2 separate regions of the Mus musculus genome follow, and region 2 is linked to region 1. The links are chromatin contacts, found by Hi-C or POLR2A ChIA-PET in ENCODE. All regions are on one chromosome and are shown on one strand. The core of a region is the stretch at or near the end of the contact, and the rest is flanking DNA. Distances in the headings are between cores, read along the strand shown. Region 1 holds the start of Rps3 (ribosomal protein S3). Region 2 holds the start of Arrb1 (arrestin, beta 1).

Evidence for each region. Hi-C counts contacts between places; a loop is a spot of excess contacts on that map. ChIA-PET counts read pairs that join two places held with the same protein, here RNA polymerase II (POLR2A).
Region 2: POLR2A ChIA-PET joins it to region 1 with 14 read pairs in embryonic stem cell. The contact joins the promoter of Arrb1 here to the promoter of Rps3 in region 1. A Hi-C loop is called at or near these places in 1 of 37 maps with a recorded cell type or tissue (T-helper 2 cell). POLR2A ChIA-PET finds 5 or more read pairs at or near these places in 3 of 5 experiments (Patski and embryonic stem cell).

Annotation. Positions count from the first base shown.
Region 1 is chr7:99,479,334-99,486,875 of GRCm38, forward strand. Rps3 (ribosomal protein S3) reads right to left here and starts at 4,376. Exons shown (of 7, transcript NM_012052.2): 1 at 4,259-4,376; 2 at 3,237-3,367; 3 at 2,928-3,021; 4 at 2,364-2,458; 5 at 543-730; 6 at 1-137. The coding sequence starts at 4,288. It overlaps Snord15a (small nucleolar RNA, C/D box 15A), which reads right to left and starts at 3,599; the gene lies at 3,452-3,599. Snord15b (small nucleolar RNA, C/D box 14B) reads right to left here and starts at 374; the gene lies at 230-374.
Region 2 is chr7:99,532,342-99,539,883 of GRCm38, forward strand. Arrb1 (arrestin, beta 1) reads left to right here and starts at 3,145. Exons shown (of 16, transcript NM_177231.2): 1 at 3,145-3,457. The coding sequence starts at 3,438.

The sequences.
Region 1 (7,542 bases), core at 3,126-5,625:
TTCGGAGATGGGGGTCGTGGGCAGGATTTCATCTTTAGGTTCCACGATGCTCACATGATCAGGCAGAGGCTTCTTGGGACCAATCTTACCACTTGGGTCCCAGGGCAGCATGATCTTCACTTTGATGCCCAGCACACCTAGAAGACGCCAGGGTTAGGAGTGAGCTGGCATTTCTCCACCACAGAGGATGTCGGGGAAAGCATCTATCCAAAAGCACTGAGCGCTGTTCCCTTCTCAGACAAATGCCTCTAAATCAATCAGTGCGCAGGACACTTTTGCCAAGGGAACCATGTACAGCACCACAGAACATGGCACTGACAGGGACCAAGAGCAAGACGTGGCCATTCTGACTCGTCATCGTGTCATCACTGAAGGGCACAGAAGGCTATGTCTAACAACTGATATGACCATTTCAACAATGCTACTTTTCCCAGCCCCTGAAGTGAATCCACAACTCCTCCTGAACATAAGTCTATAGAAATGCCACTCTCTGCCCTAGGCATTCCTAGCTACCCAGTTCTTAAAGGGACTCAGCTACTTACCCTGTCTGAGGAGCACATGGCGCACAGCTGTGTCGACATAGTAGTTAACAGGGTCTCCACTGTGAATCATCAGACCATCCACAAACTTCATGGACTTGGCCCTCTGTCCTCGGAGCTTCCCAGACACCACAACCTCGCAGCCCTTGGCCCCACTCTCCATAATGAACCGAAGCACACCATAGCAGGCCCTTTGGAAGACAAGATTCATCTGGTATTACCAAAGACACAACCTGCCTATTTGGTTTTCACATTAACAACTCTCCAATGGTAGACAGAAGAAACAACCAGTTATACCAGAACAGCCATTCACTGACCAAATGCTTTCCAGCCTTGGCCTGCATACTAGAATCACCTCTAGAAAATTTTATACCCCCATGCCCAGGTCCTTCTCTAAGCCAGTTATCTGGGCTGGCCAAACTCAAAGAGAGGCATGTTTTTACATCTCTTACTAGTTAAACTATTACCATGCAGCATGCACATGACGTGACTGCATGGAGGCCAGGAGACAACTAGAGTCAGTTTCCTTCCTTTAGACACCAAACCCAGGCTGTCAGGCTCAACTTTGTCTGGTGGCCAAGGACCTTTGCTGTCAGGACAAGGTTGCAGAAGATCCACCACACTGTCTTGAGAGCTATGGATTAAAGGTGTGCAATACCACAAGCCACACCTGGCAGGAATATGCATTTTTTGAGAAGTACACAAAACTCTCGTAAGTGCAGGCCATGGGAGGCCCCTCCACCTCCAGAATCCACCCCACCAGGAAACCTAAGCATTAATAGCACCAAAAAACCCTTTTGCCTATACAACACTAGAAAGCTAGGAGTGGTGGCCCACACCTTTAATCCCAGCACTAGGGAGGCAGAGGAAGGAGGATCTGAGTTCGAGGCCAGCCTGGCCTAAGGTCACAGAGAAACAAAATCCGGTTAAAGCCAGGTGTAGTGGCACACACCTTAATTTCAGCAAGCAACCTGACTTGGAGGTCAGCTAGGCTATACAGTGAGACCCTGACTCTCAACAAAGAACCAAATTGGCCTTCTCAACATCTAATCCTTATAACAAAGGCAAGGTTGTACAACTCCTGAAACAATGTCAGGCCCCTTACCTGATCGTTACATCACTTCTCAGTGCCATAAAATTTACAGGAAACGTTGGGTTTTTGAGAGGGCCTCCCCTGAGACTAGCCTCTGTTTTGAGGCTAAGGCTGGCTTTGGAGCTTTGCATTGCTGATTTTCTACCTCCAGTGCGAAGATTGGGGGGTAGGCATTATGAACCCTGGCCAATTGCTAGTGTAAATGTCTTTCCCTTTAGAACTGCTATCTCTATATCCACACAGTGAATGCATTAGTTAGTAGAGCTGCATGACTTCTAGCTTGTTTTGAAACCTGCACTGCCAAAGCTACAACTCCCAACCAGATACTCCTCCCAGGTACAGTAACAGGCAGGATGCTTTCCTGCTCACCTATCAAGGGTCCTTGCTAAACCTCACAAAGCGGATGCCCCTCCCTGTTATGATTCTATCTACTCGTTTCATTCTCAACATACCCACAGCATTCCCTCGTCAGAGCACTGACCATTTTTTCGGGGCTCATCCCACAGCCCAGGCTGGTCCTCCCAGTGCTGGCATACAGGCATGTGTCACCAACAATAGGTCCTTCATCCACCAGCCTACTACTAGCCTAGTTAGCCTAACTAGGTTCAGTGGGGGGATGGGCTACACCACCAGAGACTAGATGATTCTGTCAATCAAGTTATTTGCTAACAAAAATGCTAGCACACACTAATCCACAGGAGGGCATGACCATCAAGTCTCAGGACACTCACCTTCGAACCGCAAGCCCTCCAAGGAGTTTGTAGCGTAGAGACTCTGCCTGGGCAATGGCACACAGACCTCTTGTGGCCACTTTCTCTGCATAAAGCTTTAAAGAAAGCAAAGTACATTCCTGTCACTCACCCATCTTCAATTAAGCCATTGTAATATCCCTTAGATACTCAAGTACCACGACTACCCACACAAGGCAGCGATGAAGGCTGAATCGCCCTTCTACTCTGGTTCCTCACAACCACACTAAGGATAGCCAGTCACCCATGCATTATTTCTACATTCGACCACCAGAATATCATACTGTTTGTGGTTTAAGACAGGGTCTCACTACAGCAGCCCTGACTAGCTCTGCCCCGCCGTCATCCTGCCTTCTGCGTGCCAGGACAAGAATATGGGCCCCCGCCATGCATGGCAATCGCTCTGCTTTTAAGGAAATTTTGGCAGAGCATCAAGTACCTGTGACTGTCACTGGCCATGTCAGGTTTTCAGAAGTACAATTCTATAGCAGAAGCCACATCCCAACTCAGTCTAAAACCCCCGGGAGATAAAGCAGAGGAACTCACCTCTACGCTGCCTTCAGGGAAGCCAAAGCGCTTCTGGACAACTGCGGTCAACTCTCTGATCCGACGACCCTTCTCCCCAAGAACATTCTGTGTCCTGTAGAGGGGAAGCGCAACCATTTACTCAAGATCCCACCTGCCGCCCACCACAACGCCAGCACACACGTTAAATGGAAGGTAAGTTCTTCCCAAATGCAGTTCTAACAAAGCAGTTACACCCACTGAGGCCAGATTTACTGCTTGGTTGGCCCAAGTTTACACAGCATCTCAGTACACACAGTATTTACAGGTGACAATCAATGGTATTTCTACCTGGTGGCTAAAATAATGATTTCTGTCCTGGTTGGTGTAACTCGGACTTCAACTCCAGAGTAGCCATCTTCAGCCAGCTCCCGAGTGAGAAATTCATTCAGCTCAGCTTTGAAGATGCCATCAGCTACAAACTGAACCAAAGGAAACAAGTTACCTCTGAGGTGAAGACAGGGTTAGTCAGAGCAAGCCCAATGGCCCTACAGAAAAGCAGCAACCCTTCTCAGACAAATGCCTCTTGGTCATCTTTAGGAAGTTTCTTTTGACCACAGTGCTTTCAGCTGTGCCACAGAACGCAGCATAGTGAGGCATCTTGGACAAAGACAACACTTCCTACTCAGACTCGTCATCACCTCTTCATCGAAGGGCTCTACGGCATAATCTACACCCAAGAGACAAAGAAAAATCTGTCTCCAAGTAGCACATGTACAGCTGGGACTGTAAGTTGTACCTCGGATAGGAGAGGAATCCTGACTCAAAACAGGTTTATCATCTGTGTGCATAAGCACAAACGACAGACCATCTATTTCTAAACCTGGCAACCTGCACACTTTTCCCCCATGAAATGATAACCACAGGGACGCTGCAGCTCCGGGTCCCGAGTGAACACGGCAGCAGTCAGTAAGTAGGCTTTCAACTATGGCCACTTGCAGGATCACGCGACTAAGAGAAGGGACTGCTAAACTTCACTTACTAAAGAAACTGGACTAGATCTGATGGCACACGCCCTCTAACTGTGCCACAGGATTACTATTATGGAGACCAAGAAACGCTCAAAGGTGTCTAGTCCGGAACTGGAGGCGCCCGGTGTTCGAGTCGGTCCAGAACTCGAGGAGTTTGTCCCTCCCTTGCCCAGGCACACAGCACTCGCCCGGCTCCGGCCCAATACACAATCTACGGCCATCCGAGGCTCGAAGAGACGGCAGGCGGCCCCAGACGCTCCACAGGACTGATCACGGAGCCACAGGCCTCCCTGGCACTTGTAGAACCCGCGGCGGACTCCCGAACCGGGCCCAGACGCTTACCTTCCTCTTCTTGGAAATCTGCACCGCCATCTTGCAGCCGCGCGCCGCTGAAAGGAAAGGAAGTGGCTCGCGGGCGGAAGTAGGTATATAGGGCGGGAGCAATGACGCCGCGCAGCGCGGCGACCCTTGCAAGTGTTCATGGGAAATGAAGTTTTGCATGGGAAATGAAGTTTTGCGTCTAAAACGGCGTAGGGGGGGTGTAACCTAGCAACCTGTAATGTAGGCGGAACAGGAAGTAGACATCTAGTTCCGGTCTGAAAGTGCTCTGTACTCAGCAAGCTTGGGGTTCCAGCACTAACGAAGTAGAGGGTCACAAGTTTAAGGTCATCATTGACTACATAGCGAATTCGAGGCCAGCTTGGCCTTTATGAGTTTCTGACTCAAAAGTAAAAACGTAAATAAATAAAAAATTTGAAAAGAGCAACCTTCAGACTAGAGGTGCAAACCACAGGCATAAGCACACACTAACAGATTTTACCACCTTCACGTTCACGCTAATGAAAACTTTCATTGAAATGTATTTAGAGGACCAGCTGGATGGCTCAGTAAGTTACAGAGTGAGTGGGACAGTAGAAAACCATGGCTGCGTATACATATATGCAAGCATAAAACACATGCGTGCGCACATGCACACAGATTTAATATTATTACAAAGGTAAACCCTGATCCATGAGATGGGCTTATTTGTAGGATTTCTGGTAGTGAGCACCTCCACTAGAACCTGTGGGAAAAAAAAATTTTATTTTTTGGTTGTTTTGTTTTGTTTTGTTTTTCCGAGACAGGAACTTTTTTGACTCGCAGCAGGGTGGAATACCAGCAGCAGGGGCTTGTCAAAATAATAAAGCACCAGGGCTTCGGGGACAGACTGTTGAATAGTATAAATCTAGGCCATAGGACCTTCCCTTCACACAGACCCTGATGTCCACACAAGCAAAAGTTCATTGCCCAGAGGCAGAACCTGCTGATATAACTTGTACTGCAGTGTGTGGCTCACTTCACACTGGAAACACGGGAGTCTGTTTCACCCTGTATTAATCCCACGGAACAAAAGTAAAAACTATTACTTAAACTCTTTTAGACAAATTAAGCAAGTTTTATTTTCTATCAGACAGGGCTATCTCCCTAAAGTGGAGTTTTAAAGAATAGCATCAAACATAGAAGTGGAATTTATATAACTCAAAATTTCTAAGACTAGGTGGTTTCCAAGGGAAGAGAGATTTCCAGGGGAATGTTGGCTACACAGGAACTTGGCAGAACATCTTATCAGGGTGGAAGTCAGGGTATAATGGAGTATGGAACATGTCAAATTCCAGAAAATGGGTTGACGACAGGATCAAACCCAAGTGTTACAGAAAACAGGAATGAACTTATTTTGACCTTGTAACAAGATGGCTTCTAATCATGGGACAGAGTCAGACTGGTCTGTCACCTGATGAAGCTGTTTCTCCATTTCTAGTGCACCACAGCCATGGCTGCCTTCTTATAACTATCTCCTTGTATCTGAAGACCTGTGCCAGCTACCCTGATGGCCGTGCTCAGAAAATTCAATGATGCCTCTCACACTAAAATCATGACTCAGGGCTGGAGAGATGGCTCAGTGGTTAGAAACACTGGCTTGCCTACCAGAAGACCCATGTTCAACTCCCAGTCCTACATGGCAGCTTACAACTGTGACTCCAGTTTCAGGTGCTCTGATACCCTTACACAGATATGCATGCAAGCAAAACACCAGCACGCATGAAATAAAAGTAAATACCTTTTTAAAAATGACTCTGCTGTTTATACTCAGGATGTCAATACTGATGGAGGGCACCTGACCTTGAGTGCTGAAGTCACAGCGGCCAGTCTCTGCCCTAGGTAAATTCCAGGGGTTCACAGTCTTATACACTTTCTCTCTTTCTTTCTTTCTTTCTTTCTTTCTTTCTTTCTTTCTTTCTTTCTTTCTTTTTTCTTTTCTTTTCTTTTTTTTTTTTTTTGAGACAGGGTTTCTCTCTGTAGCCCTGGCTGTCCTGAAACTCACTCTGTAGACCAGGCTGGCCTTGAACTCAGAAATCTGCCTGTCTCTGCCTCCCGAATGCTGGGATTAAAGGCGTGCACCACCACGCCTGGCTTCTACCTTAATTTTTGAAGTAGGGCCTCTTACTGAACCCGGGACTCTCCATTCCAGTTAGGCCTGCTGGCCATCAAGCTCCTAAAATCTTCCTGTCTCCACCTCCAAGGCTGAGGTAACTAACAGGCTTGTGTGACCATTACCCCACTTTACATGAGGGCTCCATGTATTTGAGCAGGACACTATAGTGGCAGGAGAATGTGAGAGGCAAAGTGAAGCAGGAACCTCTGAACTGAGCAAGGTGGCTCATGCCTGTAAGCTTGAAGTAGAATAAGGTAGGAAAACAGTTATTAGCTATTTGTCTAGAGACTCACTTAGTGACTTACTCAAAGCACTGCTTGTACTGCCTGTCTAGCAAGCATGACGTCATTTGCTACCTGGAATAAAATGATGTGGAGAAATCGCTGGGCCAATGGGTTACTGTGCTTAACTTGCTAACTGTCAAGTATGCTTCTGTGGAATCCTGCTTGCATTCCTGCCCCACCTTGTGTTTTAGGGTATAAAATGAGAATGCAAAGTAGACCAGGGAATCAAAGCTTTTCAGGGTCTCTCCTGGCTTCTGTCTATCTGGTGGCATCTCTCTTCCACTCTCGTTGGTATCAGAGGGCTTATTCCAGAACAATTCCCACAATAATCTAACATTTGGGAGGTGGAGCCAGGAGGATCAGGAGTTCAAGATTGTCCTTGGCTACAGGTGGAATGTCAAGGCCAGGCAGGGCTGCACCAGACATTGCTACAAAAATAAAACAAAACAATAGGAGAGGTGGCTCAGTGGTTAAGAGAACTGACTGAACTTTCAGAGGTCCTGAGTTCAATTCCCAGCAACCACATGGTGGTTCACAACCATCTGTAATGGGATCTGATACCCTCTTCTGGTGTGTCTGAAGATAGATACAGTGTACTCATGTACACTAAATAAATAATGAGAGAGAGGGGGAGAGAGAGAGAGATATGCATGGTGGCAAATGCCTTTAATCCCAGTACTTGGGTGGCAGAAATGGGATCTGGTGAGTTCAAGGCCATTTGGGACTACATAGTGAATTTCAGGACAGCAAAGTTACATAGTGAGACCCTGTCTCTCTCTCCCTCCCTCTCTGTCTCTCTCCCTCTCCCTCCCCCCTCTGTGTTAGAGACAGAGACAGAGAGAGCAACAGAGAGAGAGAAAGACAGAGAG
Region 2 (7,542 bases), core at 1,895-4,394, 52 kb after region 1:
GCCTTGGAGAACGTAAAGCCGGGGCTATTATCTGCAGGTACGTCTGAGCTCTCAACATCAGGACCCAATACCGTCATCTACAAAGTTCACACACCAGAAATGCTCTGTCTAATCACACACAAAAAATATCTCATAATGTTTGAAAGCACTTTATGTTTTTGTGTTGGGCTACATTTATGAGTATTCTTGGCTGTGTGTAGCCCACGGGTGAAGGTTTTAGACACATTGAGGCCCTAAACCCTCTTCTTAAATTGGCTTCCCATGCCCCTCACTCCTAACTGTGAGACCTGTGTCATCTGACTGCTGCCTGCCTTACCTGCAAGCACTCTTCCTGTTTACCAAGCCAGACACGCCCTCCTGGTTCCTTGCTGGTCCTTTAGCTGGCAGCCCTTCATGTCCCTGGCTTCTTGGTGCAGGTTTCTGCCCAAAGGTCACCTCCTTGAAGAGTCTTATCTCTAAGCACGCCGGTCCCAGCCACTATGTTTCATTTCCTTCATAATACTTATTACTAAAACTAGGTTGTTGACAAGGAGTTCTCATGACCTCTACTGCAGTTTTGCTAATTTTGATTATTGAATGAATACATCAGTGCTTTCCTTAGGCCTGATAGATGTAAGTGTTTTCTTAACGGCCCCCTTTGCCTCCCATTCTAGACCCCTCTCTCCATTGAAAGCTCTGTCCTGCTTGACACCAATCTGTAAATTCCCCAGAACCACAACTGGCACAAGAAACAACTATTAAAAACAACAACAAGAGCCGGGTTGTGGTGGCGCACGCCTTTAATCCCAGCACTTGGGAGGCAGAGGCAGGAGGATTTCTGAGTTTGAGGCCAGCCTGGTCTACAGAGTGAGTTCCAGGACAGCCAGGGCTACACAGAGAAACCCTGTCTCGAAAAAAACAAACCAACCAACCAAACAAACAAAAAAACAAAAAACCAAAACAAAACAAAAAAGAAAAACAACAACAAGAACACCAAAAACCCAGCCAAATTCTGTCTATGTTCTGTGTTTGATTCCTGTTGAGGAAAGCTGGGGAAAAGAGAGGCCAAGATCAAGAGGAGGCTATGGGGGGCTGGGGAGATGGCTCAGTGGTTAAGAGCACCAGCTGCTCTTCCAAAGGTCCTGAGTTCAATTCCCAGGAACCACATGGTGGCTCACAGCTATTTCTAGAGAGTGCAGAAGCCCTCTTCGTGCATGCAGGTGTATATGCAGATAGATCACCCATATACATAAAATAAATAAATCTTTAAAAAAAAAAGAGTCTGTGGATTTGGGTGAGCCATTTAATTTCTCTAAGCACCAGTTTGTTCATTCATTTTAGAAAAGGCAACCAAGCATTTAGCTCATAGAGTTGCAAGTGCCAAGTAGCACCAGGCACACCTCCCACCCCTCATGGGTTTACAGGCTAGAAAGGATGCTCTTGACACCTTGAGCCACGTGTTGACACCCGCCAGCTACCAGTCTGTTCAGTGTCCCTCAGTGTTAGAGCCATGCTTTCCAAAGCTGGTCTAGAAAGAACTACGTGGGGGTGGGGGCGACCTGGAGCCATCTGGGGCATCTTTCTGGACTGTTGGTTTGCTGAGAAGTGATCGACAACATTGTTTGTTTTAGTGACATGACCGCAGATACTTACTAAGTAGGATGGCGAATGTGCTTTGAGCATCGGCACTGGGCACTGTCCTGAGTTCATCGGGCTTGGACGAAGCCCCCGTGGAGAGTACAAGACCAGGCCTCTTGATTTTGAGCTCACAAAGTTTGCTTCCTGCTATCAATAGAGAACCCTACTCTGCTCCTTTCAAGAGCCCCCCACAACGGCCTGCAGAAGGGTCAGGTGGCTTCCTGCTCTGCCCTGGTTGGAGGAAGGGAAGATCCCAGAGGCTAAGAAAGGGCAGGTGAAGTTACAGACCTTAATCCACTTCCTCTTAGCTCTTACCATTGCCCAGATGTGGACCACCCTGCCTGTCCATTAGCCTCTACCCACCCCTCCCCAATCTGGACATAATTATAGTCATTATCCTGGGATATTATTACCAATTCTATAAACAGCACACTCTATGTAAACAGCATAGGTAACTGCTTCTGAACATAATTACAGGAGATGTTTCCAGACCCCGCAATTGCATCAGAGTAAATGATAGCTTCCTTTCCTATCGTTAATACTCCGATATTAGGGACCTATCAGTGCCAATTAGTCAAACTCCAGCAGTGAGGGGCTGAGGACCTTACATTCCTCCCACTGCCTCAAGATCCCTTCTAGGAGAAAATGGATTCAAACCCTTTCCTACCCCTTCTTAGCCTCTGAACTCTACCCTCCCACTGCACACCGGCTACTTCTCCAGGGGTAGGAAACGTAAGGAAAGTCAAGGTTTCCAAGGATACCAAGAAAGCTGCAGACAGTAGACTCTGCTGGACACCGCTGTGTGCAGGTGTCTGCCCGCAAGAACAAGCAGATTCCTTCAACAATTGAACAGGACATCTGCTGGTCTTAGGACCCAGCCAATAGACCTGAAATGGGCTGAGTGGTGTCCAGAGTCATTACAGGCACCTAAGCTAGGCCTGGGTGCTATATCAATGATGCTAGATGCTACAGGCCACCAGCTAGTTGGCTCTCGGTCCCTTCTTTATCTCCTGTTCTCACTGCTTCCTCTTTCTGCCTGCCCCTCCCCTTTCCACTCTCATCTGCTCTCCAGCATTGCAGTCCGCTGCCCGCCCCCACCCCTTCTTCCTGTCCCTGTTGTGTCGTTGGGTGGTATCTCTCCAGAAGGGCGGGGGTGGGGAGGGTGGAGCAAAGGGCGAAGGCCTGGCTAGGCTTTTGGAATCTTTCGCTGTCCTCACACAGGGGCGCCTCTGAGGCTGGGCCTTGAAGTCTGCGGATTTTCCGCTTGCTTCTATCCGCAGACACAAAGGCCAGTCCTGGCGTGCGCGGGAGAGAGCGCTCGCACCCACGACTGTGAGCACACATACACAACTGCACAAAGACGTGCTACCTCTACACACACACACACACACACACACACACACACACACTCTCTCTCTCTCTCTCTCTCTCTCTCTCTCTCTCTCCACACCCCACCTCCCGACAGGCTCGCGCGCACAGCCGTGCACACGCACCAGCACTGGCACGCGCTTGCGTGCACGCGCTCCCGTGGACCAGCCGCGGCCGGCCACGCAGCCCTCACTCTCTGGGCGCGCACACGCAGAGCCGCGCACGGAGGCATACACGCGCGCTCACACCCGCACGCTCCACGCCCCTGGCGGCGGCCTGGGCGCTGTGCTGCTCGAGCGACGGGCGGGGACCCGGGCGGGGGCGGCGGCGGCGACAGCGGAGGAGGCGGAGCGGGGTAGCCGGGAGCGGGCTGGCCCGCGCTTCTCCTGGCGGCCGGGGATTTTCCAGCCTGGACGCTGACGCCGCGGACCTCCCTGCGGCCGCCGCGGACCATGGGCGACAAAGGGACACGGTGAGTGCGGGTGGCCGCCCTGTCCCACGCGCGCGTGGGGACGACCTGGGCGAGGGCACGGGCGGAGGTTCCAGTCAGCGTCACCCGGGATCTGGCACTCTGTTGTCCTCCCAAGTCTCTTGTGTGGTTCTCTGGCCAGAACCATGTGTACCGAGGCACCCAGGGTGGGCCACCCCATTGGGTTCACGGCTCCTGGCCGAGACGAGCTCACACACCCAGCCCTGGTCGATAGACTTCAGGACGCTCTGGGGCAGGCTGACACACAACACACAAGCTCATAAACACATGAGCACCCTTCTGCAGGCACACACTGACAGTCGTTGCCACACTTCGCATTTGTGACACGACGACGTCACATACGGTCTCTCACGCACACACCAGTCTGTCAACACATTCTTGCTGTCAGTCCTGTTAGCATACACAGGTCCCACTCGAACACGCACCAGCTCTAACAACACCCTCGTGTTGCTACACACATGCGGGCATACACCGACATACGTAGCCTGGCACTTGGGTGCTGCAAAGCACGGTCTAAGCTAGTACGTGCAGTCTGTCAACCCTCTCTGACGTGACACGATGTGGCCACAGGTCTTAGTGACACATCAAGGCTAACCACACACATGCAAGGCATAAAATGCCTGCAGGGACTGACATCCTCAGAGCAGTGGATACACTCACTTCTGACTCCTCATAGCAGGGCCGGGAACACAGGTCACAGAGTGGAAGGCTCTGAGACCTGGAAGGCAGGTCCCCATTCACATGGCTTTCTTCCCCTCTGTCCTCCAAAGCACATAGCTAGGGGCTCCATGTAGCTGAGGGAGGGTGACGGGAACTGTTTTGTAGAGCTTGCCTTGAGAGGAAAGGTTAGGCCCTCGAAATGGAAACTAGGTCAAAGTAGGAGGGCTAGGGAGGGGCAGGGAAGCTCGTGGGGTCAACCCTTATGACCAGACTGGTTCACCTTCCTGGCCCTTGAGAGTCTCCTTGCCATCTTCTCTGGCCCCTCCTCTAGCCTCCCTGCACCTGCCGTTTACCATTGCTTTCCTTATTACTCTTCTGTTTGTGTCCTTCCCTCTGCCTTTACCTCCTTTCTTCTGATATTAATTTATTTATTAAGCCCCTGTTGTATACTAGGCATAGCCTAGGGCATAAGAGATGATCAGAAAGGAAGCATCCCTGCAGTCACATGTTGGGACCCTTAAACAAAATGACTCATTGCCCACTGACAGCTGAGCCTCAGCAGTGAGTGAAAGCAGCTACAGAGGTTATTCCCATTTCCCAGGAGCAGAAACTGAGGCATAGTGGTAGCTCAGATACCTCATGTTTAGAAACTGCCTCCCACCAGCCTTCCTACTGATGGCCCTTCCTGGAGGTTAATTTTCCTATTCTTGTTTCCCAAAGAGGAACCAAAGGGTGAGAAAGGTCACTTGCCTTGCTGAAGGTCAGGAGGGGGCAGAGGCCAGGGTCCACTGTGTCTGTGGCTCTCCTTGGAGCTGCACTGTGTGCACCCTGGGTGTAAGGACTAGCAAGGGACCCACTTGGTGCAGAGACACAGTTTTGGGAGACTGCAGAGAGCTATGAGGTGTTTGCATTAACCTTGAGGGCCACCGTAACTGGTTGGTCAACACTGTGACCTAGGCCTCAGTCATTGGAGGAAGGATGCTAGGATGCGGCTCTCTTCAGCCACACCTGTCCCCCTCCCCACTTAGAGACCCTCTGGCGCTGCAAGGTCGAGCTTTGCTCCCTGCAGAGCACAGCAGGGAGTCAGCAGCCACTGGATTCTTCTTTGTTCTCCAGTGCTGCTGGTGACCGGGGTGACTCAGCCTTGCTGGGCCTCTCTGTAACTAGGGGAGAAGTGTCACAGCTCCCTGATACCTTGAATTGTCATAGGATGAGGACCTTGTGAGCCTCCAGACACCTGTTGGAGAGTCTGTCTGAGGCCAGAGCTTTGTCCTTGACTCCCCCTGCTGTGCTCCTAACTCAAGGGCAGACCCAGTGTTCCCACCTGTACACTGAAGCAATCAGAACTTTGGGTTTCAATGCTCCCCAAAGCTTACTGAGTTCACTGGACATAGGAGTAGGTAGGAGCTGCCTATGCCAGGAAATACAGACTAGCTACATAACCCCCACCTGTCCATCTTTGCCTCCCCTCCCTGGGCTCCATGAATTCTGCCTTTCTCTTTCTAGATCTATCTGGATATGAAAGGTAAGCTCGAGAAGAGAGTTTCTTCATTGTGTTCCATTAGCCATAAGATTTTTGCTTTGTGAATTGGAAGGGACATTGCAAATACTGACTAAAATACTCTTAGGCTCTGGAGTCATCACCTGTATCCCTGTCGGTTGGAGGAAGTGGTAATAAACATTAATCAAAACTGTCACTGCAGTTCACTTGCAGAAACACCTGGGTTGAGAGGAGTCCCAGGGTGGAGTAGGCGAGCACCAAGGTGGAACCCTAACAGGGATCCCACAGGGAGCATAGGCCATTGGAGAGTGGCTTCTCTGTACCCTGGATAAGGAGTTCCCAGAGCCAAATCCCCAGACTATACATCCCCCAGGTGATTGTGATGCAGGACACAAACGCTGTGGGAGGTGGAGGAGGAATTCGCACCACCACTCTGGGCTGTTTGTGGACCAAAACTGTCCTGGGTTGTCCAAGCCGCTAGGATTGACCTAGAAGCTTGAGGAGGCTGAGAAGTGGAACTGGAGCGCCCAGGGCCTGGAGGTGTGAAGGGGAACACAGGCCAGTCATCCCCAGCCTCTGGAATGTCTGGCTAAGCAACAGGATTTTTCTCCCACTGCCAGGGTCAGCTGGAAGGAGAGGGTGGAGCAATTCAGGGACAAGAACAAGTCCTTCTCTCCGCCAGGTGCATAAGGCAGTGGCCAGGAGACGGGAGGAGCAGGCCTTCAGGCTGAGACACTCTAGGAAGGAGCCTCAGAACCAAGGCTGCAGGGAGGATGGGGCTGATCAATAAACAGCATATGAACAAGGAAGGGGGGGTCAGCAAGCTAAATGGTTAAATGCACCTTTGCTGCCTGTCTGGGGTTAGAGTCACGTTCACAGGGGCTGGGAGATGACTCCAGTAAATGCTCATTGCTTAAGCATGAGGTCTTGAATTAGCATCTCCAGACTCCACATAAAAGCTGGGCATAGTGGGCTTGAACCCTAGTTCTGGGGATGGGGATAGGGGAGTCAGGAGGGAAAGAGATGTGGAGACAGGAATGTTGCCAGAGCTCTCTGGCCAGCCAGTCTAGCACTAACAGTATATCTCAAAACATAGGATGGAGAGCGTCTGAGGACAATAGCTGATAGTAACTTTTGGCCTTTATATATACACACACATACATGTGCATGCACATAAGCACACATACAAGAAGTATATGCACTAGCCTCACTGAATTCTTTCCATAATTTAGTAACAGGAATTGCTGTTCCCATTTTAAAGGTGTGGAAAGAGGAAGCGTGTTCACCACCAGTTAGCATCTGAACAGAGGTTCCTCTGTCCACCAAGGCCTCTCTGTTGCTGTATAAGTCTACCCAGAGGGAAAGGGGCTTGTCCTATTCACAGCTGACCTTTCAACTGCCCCCAGCTGGTCCACCAACTCTAAAAGTGACCAGAAAGGTCATCTTGAAACAACAGGAGGGATGGCGTGGAATTTCCTTTGCAGCAGACGTTGATGGACTCCCCACCCCCGCCCCCATAGAACCCTCTTCCCCACAACCCCATCCCAGGGAGGGAGGGAGGGAGGGTGCTGTAATGGGGCAATCACTGGCTCTCTGTGAACCTTGGCTGTCTGTCTTGAAGTGGTTAAGCCTTGGGTGAACCATCTTGGCTAGAACATGGGGAAGTCCTGTGGCTTTGGCAGGGTTGCTCCTGGTTTGCTGCTGGGCGTGGCTGTGAGCCTGGCCCGGTGTCCCTGAATCCCAGCTGGCTGCTGGGCTGCAGACTCCTTGAATGGCTTGTTTCCTTTCAAGTCTGGACCTCCTGGCCCGAGAGACTGAAACCTCTAGCTGGCATGGGGTCAGGGGTCCTTCCCCCTGGACATTTCCCACGGGCTGTGTTGATGGAAGACAGCAACAGGGAAGGTCA